Linked DNA regions of Homo sapiens: region 1 is linked to region 2. Evidence: chromatin contacts called from ENCODE Hi-C or POLR2A ChIA-PET data. All regions are on one chromosome and are shown on one strand. Each heading gives the region's core, a stretch centred on a gene start or an enhancer-like site at or near the end of the contact. The rest is flanking DNA. Distances are from core to core; before and after follow the strand shown.

Evidence for each region. Hi-C counts contacts between places; a loop is a spot of excess contacts on that map. ChIA-PET counts read pairs that join two places held with the same protein, here RNA polymerase II (POLR2A). Pooled maps may share reads with other maps.
Region 1: a loop to region 2 is called in a pooled map, with 4 times the contacts of the local background. The contact joins two enhancer-like sites. A Hi-C loop is called at or near these places in 2 of 37 single-sample maps with no recorded cell type and 8 of 50 pooled maps. POLR2A ChIA-PET finds 5 or more read pairs at or near these places in 3 of 52 experiments (CD4-positive, alpha-beta T cell, PC-9 and activated naive CD4-positive, alpha-beta T cell).

Annotation. Positions count from the first base shown.
Region 1 is chr1:92,980,038-92,982,916 of GRCh38, forward strand. The region is part of intron 1 of LOC124904219 (a long non-coding RNA gene); the gene reads left to right. Among named protein-coding and RNA genes, the nearest start is that of DIPK1A, 20 kb to the left of the region's middle. Within about 2 kb of position 1,379, at least 5 of the 41 ENCODE cell types and tissues checked have a DNase peak (open chromatin) inside an H3K27ac peak, as active enhancers do; they include CD4-positive, alpha-beta T cell, where a contact is called at or near this core.
Region 2 is chr1:92,583,200-92,586,129 of GRCh38, forward strand. All of the region lies in intron 18 of EVI5 (ecotropic viral integration site 5), which reads right to left. It also overlaps the pseudogene LOC107985727. Among named protein-coding and RNA genes, the nearest start is that of GFI1, 98 kb to the left of the region's middle. RefSeq lists a silencer at 1,270-1,419. Within about 2 kb of position 1,357, at least 8 of the 41 ENCODE cell types and tissues checked have a DNase peak (open chromatin) inside an H3K27ac peak, as active enhancers do; they include CD4-positive, alpha-beta T cell, where a contact is called at or near this core.

The DNA.
Region 1 (2,879 bases), core at 129-2,628, 400 kb after region 2:
CAATTTTTATTCTCGCAATAGTATATTACAATATATGTATCCTCCTTTTGTTTTTTGTTTTTGTTTTTGTTTTGAGTCGAGGCCTTACTCTATCACCCAGGCTGGAATGCAGTGGCCCTATCACAACTCACTGCAGCCTCAACCTACTGGGCTCAAGTGATCTTCCTGCCTTAGCCCTTCGGGCAACTGGGACTACAGGCATGTGTCACCACTCCTGGCTGTTTTATATTTTTTTGTAGAGATGGGGTTTCACCATGTTGCCCAGGCTAGTCTCGAACTCCCGGGCTCAAGCTATCTGCCCACCTTGGCCTCGCTAAGTGCCAGGATAACAGGCGTGAACCACCACACCCAGCCAGCCTCCTTTTGTTTTAATAATTATTTTCCTAATTAGAACTCAGAGTGTGAATCTTTTTTATATGTGCACTATTTATTATTTCTTCTCATGTGATTTGCTGTGAATGTAGTGTTAATTCTTTAGTTAAATTGGCCCTGTAAGATGCTGCTCAAGGACCAAAACTAGCCCCTAAGTTTTCTCTTTTATTGACAACTGGGGACATATTAGGCACAGGCATGCTTTGTTTTATTGCACTTTGCAGATACTGTGATTTTTACAAGTTGAAGGTTTGTGGCAACTCTGTGTTGAGCAAGTCTGCCAGCACAATGCTTCTAACAGCATGTGCTCACTTTGTGTCTCTGTCACATTTTGGTAATTCAGGCAATATTTCAAGCTTTTTCATTATTATTATATCTGTTACGGTGACCAGTGATCTTTTACAGTGCTATTGTTATTGTTTTGGGACACCATGAACCGTACCCATATAAGACAGAGACCTTCATCCAAAAATGTTATGTGTGGTCTGACTGTTCCACTGACTGGCCACTCCCCTGTCTGTCTCTCTCTCTTAGGGCCTCTCTATTCCCTGAGGCACAACAATATTGGAATTAGGTGAATTAATAACTCTAGAATGACCTATAAGTGTTCAAGTGAAAGGAAGAGTCACAGGTCTTTCACTTTAAATCAAAAGCTAGAAATGATTAAGCTTAGTGAGGAAGTAATGTCAAAGGCTGAGATAGGCTGTAAGCTCGGCCTCTTGCACAAACAGTTAGCCAAGTTGTAAACGCAAAGGAAAAGTTCTTGAAGGAAGTTAAAAGTGCTACTCCAGTGAACACATGAATGGTAAGAAAGTAGAACAGTCTTATTGCTGATATGGAGAAAACTCTAGTGATCTGGATGGAAGATTAAATCAGCTAAAGCCTAATCCAGAGCAAGGTTCTAACTCTCTTCCATTCTATGAAGGGTGAGAGAGATGAGAAAGCTCCAGAAGAAAAGTTAACAGAGGTTAGTTCATGAGGTTTGTGAGGTTTAAAGATGCCACCTCCATCATGTAAAAGCACAAGGTGGAGCCGTAACCACTGACGTAGAAGCTGAGCAAGTTATCTAGAAGATCTAGCAAAGATCTAAGACTACACTAAACAACAGATTTTCTTTTCTTTTCTTTTTTTTTGAGACGGAGTTTCACTCTTGTTGCCCAGGCTGGAGTGCAGTGGCGCAATCTCAGTTCACTCCAACCTCCACCTCCCAGGTTCAAGTGATCCTTTCACCTTAGCCTCCTGAGTAGCTGGAATTACAGGCTTGAGCCACCACACCCAGCTAATTTTTGTATTTTTCATAGAGACAGGGTTTCGCCATGTTGCCCAGGCAGGTCTTGAACTCCGGGCCTCAAGTGATCCGCCCACCTCAGTCTCCCAAAGTGCTGGGATTAGCGGCATGACCCACGGTGCCCAGCCCAAATTTTCTTTTCTCTTCTTTCTTTCTTTTTTCTTTTTCTTTTCTTTTCTTTTCTTTCTTTCTTTTTTTTTTTTTTTTTTTGAGACAGAGTCTCCCTCTCTCGCCCAGGCTGGAGTACAGTGGTGCAATTATGGCTTACGGCAGCCTCAACTTCCTGGGCTCAGGTGATCCTCCCATCTCAGCCTCATAAGTAACCGGGATTATAGGCCCGTGCCATTATGCTTGGCTAATTTTTGCATTTTTTTGTAGAGACAGGGTTTCGCCATGTTGCCCAGGCTGGTCTTAAACAACTGGACTCGAGCAATCTGTCGGCCTTGGCCTCCCAAAGTTCTGAGATTACAGGCGTGAACCACCACGGCTGGCCAACAACAGATTATCAGGGTAGGCAGAACAGTCTTACATTGGGAAAGATGTCACCTAGGACTTTAATAGATAGAGAGAAGTCAATGCCTGACTTCAAATCTTCAAAAAACAGGCTGACTGTCTTGTTAGGGGCTAATGCAGCTGGTGACTTTAAGTTGAAGCCAATGCTTATCTACCAGCCTGAAAATTCTAGGGCAATTAAGAATTATGCCAAATCTACTCTATCTGTGCCCTGTAAATGGAACAACAAAACCTGGATGACAGCACATACGATTACAACCTAGTTTACTAAATATTTTAAGCCCACTGTTGAGACCTACTGCTAAGAAAAAAATATTATTTTAAAAATATTACTGCTCTTGACAATGCACCTGGTCTCCCAAGACTTCTGATGAAGATGTACAAGGAGATGAATGTTTTCATGCCTGCTTACAACATTCATTCTGCAGCCCATGGATCAAGAAGTAACTTGGGGCCGGGTGCAGTGGCTCACTCCTGTAATCCCAGCACTTTGGAAAGCCAAGGCAGGCAGATTACTTGAGCCCGGGAGCTCAAGACCAGCCTGGGCAACATGGCAAAAAGCTATCTCTACAAAAAATACAAAAATTAGCCAGAAGTGGTGGTGTGCACCTGTAGTCCCAGCTGCCAGGGAGGCTGAGGATCACCTGAGCCTGGGAGGTCAAGGCTGAGCTGAGATCATACCACTGCACTCCAGCCTGAGTGACAG
Region 2 (2,930 bases), core at 107-2,606:
TTTTCTAAATATTAAAAATAACCTTGGGGTCAGGCGCGGTGGCTCATGCCTGTAATCCCAGCACTCTGGGAGGCTGAGGTGGGTGGATCACTTGAGGTCAGAAGTTTTGAGACCAGCCTGGCCAACATGGTGAAACTCCATCTCTACTAAAAATACAAAAAATTAGCTGGGCATGGTGGCACGTGCCTGTAATCCCAGCTACTTGAGAGGCTGAGGCAGGAGAATCGCTTGAACCTGGGAGGCGGAGGTTGCGGTAAGCCGAGATCACGCTACTGTGCTCCAGCCTGGGCGACAGAGTGAGGCTCTGTCTCAAAAAAAAAAAAAAAAAAAAAAAAAAATTAGATTTTTCATCCACCTTCATCAGTTACATAAAGAATACAAAGAAATCTAAAATAGAAGGAAAAAATCAGAATAGGAATAAAATTTTTAAAAAGATGGCTTATTTAAATTTGCAATTATTTTCTAGTATTGTACTGGCCAATGGTATTAGAAGTATAAGCTACTGGAAGTACCAATGCCTTCTCTCTCTCTCTCTTTTTTTTTTTTTTTACATTCTTTCCAGATATCTAATATAACAAACTGAAACTTATAATTAGTTATTAAATTTTCACATATTAACTTTAGGATAGGAAACCACTACTTAATATATTTTAACATTTTACTCCTGGCTATTAACATTTACAACATGGGTTACAAATAGGTATCATACCTCTAAAGGAAGTAACAGAAACAATTAGTAATCTCTCTCTGTTCTTTTTCATAGAGATTTCAAAATAAATCTAAGGTTATGCATAGGATGTGGGTTTTTCTCCGGGAGTAGTATTACAGAAGGTTTGTGGTATTAGAAGGGTCATGACACAATGCAAGTTGCTTAGTCTCAAACACAAGCGTAAAGCTTTCATTTTAAGAATATTTTATATTATACCCACAGATGAAAAATCTAACAAAAAGAGACACGGTGGTACATAAAGATATATTCAAGTGCTCTCTCTTTCGTAAAAAATCAAACCTTTTTAGAGACAATTTAAAAAGCAATCTCTTGATTGTTTAAAAGGTTAAATAATGCTTTTTTTTTTCCAGGCTTTATTATGAAACTATGTTCAACGGTCACAGAGGCAACCACATTAACTTGCAGCATGGATACAAATTTTAAGTTCTACATTGATATTTTCAACGCACATATGAAGCAAAATGTCTTAAGCAAATTATTACTGCATATGAAATTACTATAGTAGAAGAAAACCCAATAATTTGAGTAAATCTGTAACACTTGGTAAGTAATCACTCTGATTAATCAACATCACCTTACTGAAATATCAATAGCAACCACTAGGCTTTAGTAGGTTATTACTGATTTGTACTTTGCCAAAAGAAAAATTAATCAGAATGGTAAATGTGGTAAGCGGTAGCCTCTCCATGACTTCAAGGTGACTCATTTGAAACTTCTAAAAACAAATCATACTCATATCATGTACTACTGATAAGTTTTTGAAACAGTTTCCTGTAATTTAAAGTCATGGACAAAGGTTTGAATATTCTTCTTAGTAATTAGAAAAAGTAAAAGTACACATAAATGTCTTTTAAAAACCAATAATGAAATCTGAAAAATATATAAGGGATAAAAGAAATCAAATATTTGGCTAGTATTTTTCAGTATTAAGACTGATTTAATTCCATTTCAGAAGAGAAATATACATATACACAGGACTAGCTAAAGGCACAGTTTAAAAATACCAGCCCAAGGCCGGGTGTGGTGGCTCACACCCATAATCTCAGCACTTTGGGAGGCCGAGGTGAGCAGATCACCTGAGGTCAGGTGTTCGAGACCAGTTTGGCCAACGTGGTGAAACCCCATCTCTATTGAAAATTTAAAAATTAGCCAGGTGTGGTAGCAGTCACCTGTAATCCCAGCTACTCAGGAGGCTGAGGCAGGAGAATTGCTTGAACCAGAAGGCTGAGGTTGCAGTGAGCCGAGATTGCACCATTGCACTCTAGCCTAAGAGACAGAGTGAGACTCCATCTCAAAAAAAAAAAAAAATCAGCCCAGTGCTTTGCAGGGCTGAGTCAGGATTATTTGAGGCCAGAAGCTCAAGATCAGCCTGAGCAACATAGCAAGACCCCATCTGTACAAAAAATTTAAAAATTAGCAGGGCATGGTGGGGTGTGCCTGTATTGCTAGCTACTAGGGAGGCTTAGGTAGAACTGCTTGATCCCAGGAGTTCAAAGCTGTAGTACGCTGTGATTGCACCACTGAACTCTGTCCTGGGCAACAGAGCAAGACACTCTCCCTCTCTTAAAACAAGTCAGCATTCACACAAGGTCTAAAAGGTAGAAAATATTCCTCATAAATCATAATTTAATTGGAAACAAATCAATTTTGTGACCAATACTTAAAATTTGATATAATTCCAATGGCTCCTAAAAACTATGGACTCACAAACTAGTTTTAAAAAAAATTAGATACTTTTTAGAAAAGTTTTAAATTTACAGAAAAATTGAGAAGATAGAGAGTTCCCACATACCCTCCCACAGTTTCCCCTATTATTAATATATTAGTGTGGTACCTTTGTTACAATTAATGAACCAATATTGATACATTACTACTAAAGTCCTTAGTTTATTCAGATTTCCTTTGCCTTTGTTTTTTAACCTGTTTTTTTTTTTTCCTGTTTCTAGAATTCTATCCAAGACACATTACATTTAGTTGTAATGTCTCCTTAGGTTCCTTTTGGCTGTGACAGCTTCTTAGACTTTGCTTGTTTTTGATGATCTTGTCAGCCTTGAGTCATTACTATTCAGGTATTTTGTAAGATCTCCACAAGGGGAATCTGTCTGATAGTTTTCTCATGGTAAGACTAGGGTTATGGGTTATCAAGAGGAATACCAGAGAGGTAAAGTGCCATTTTCATCATGTCACATGATATCAAGGG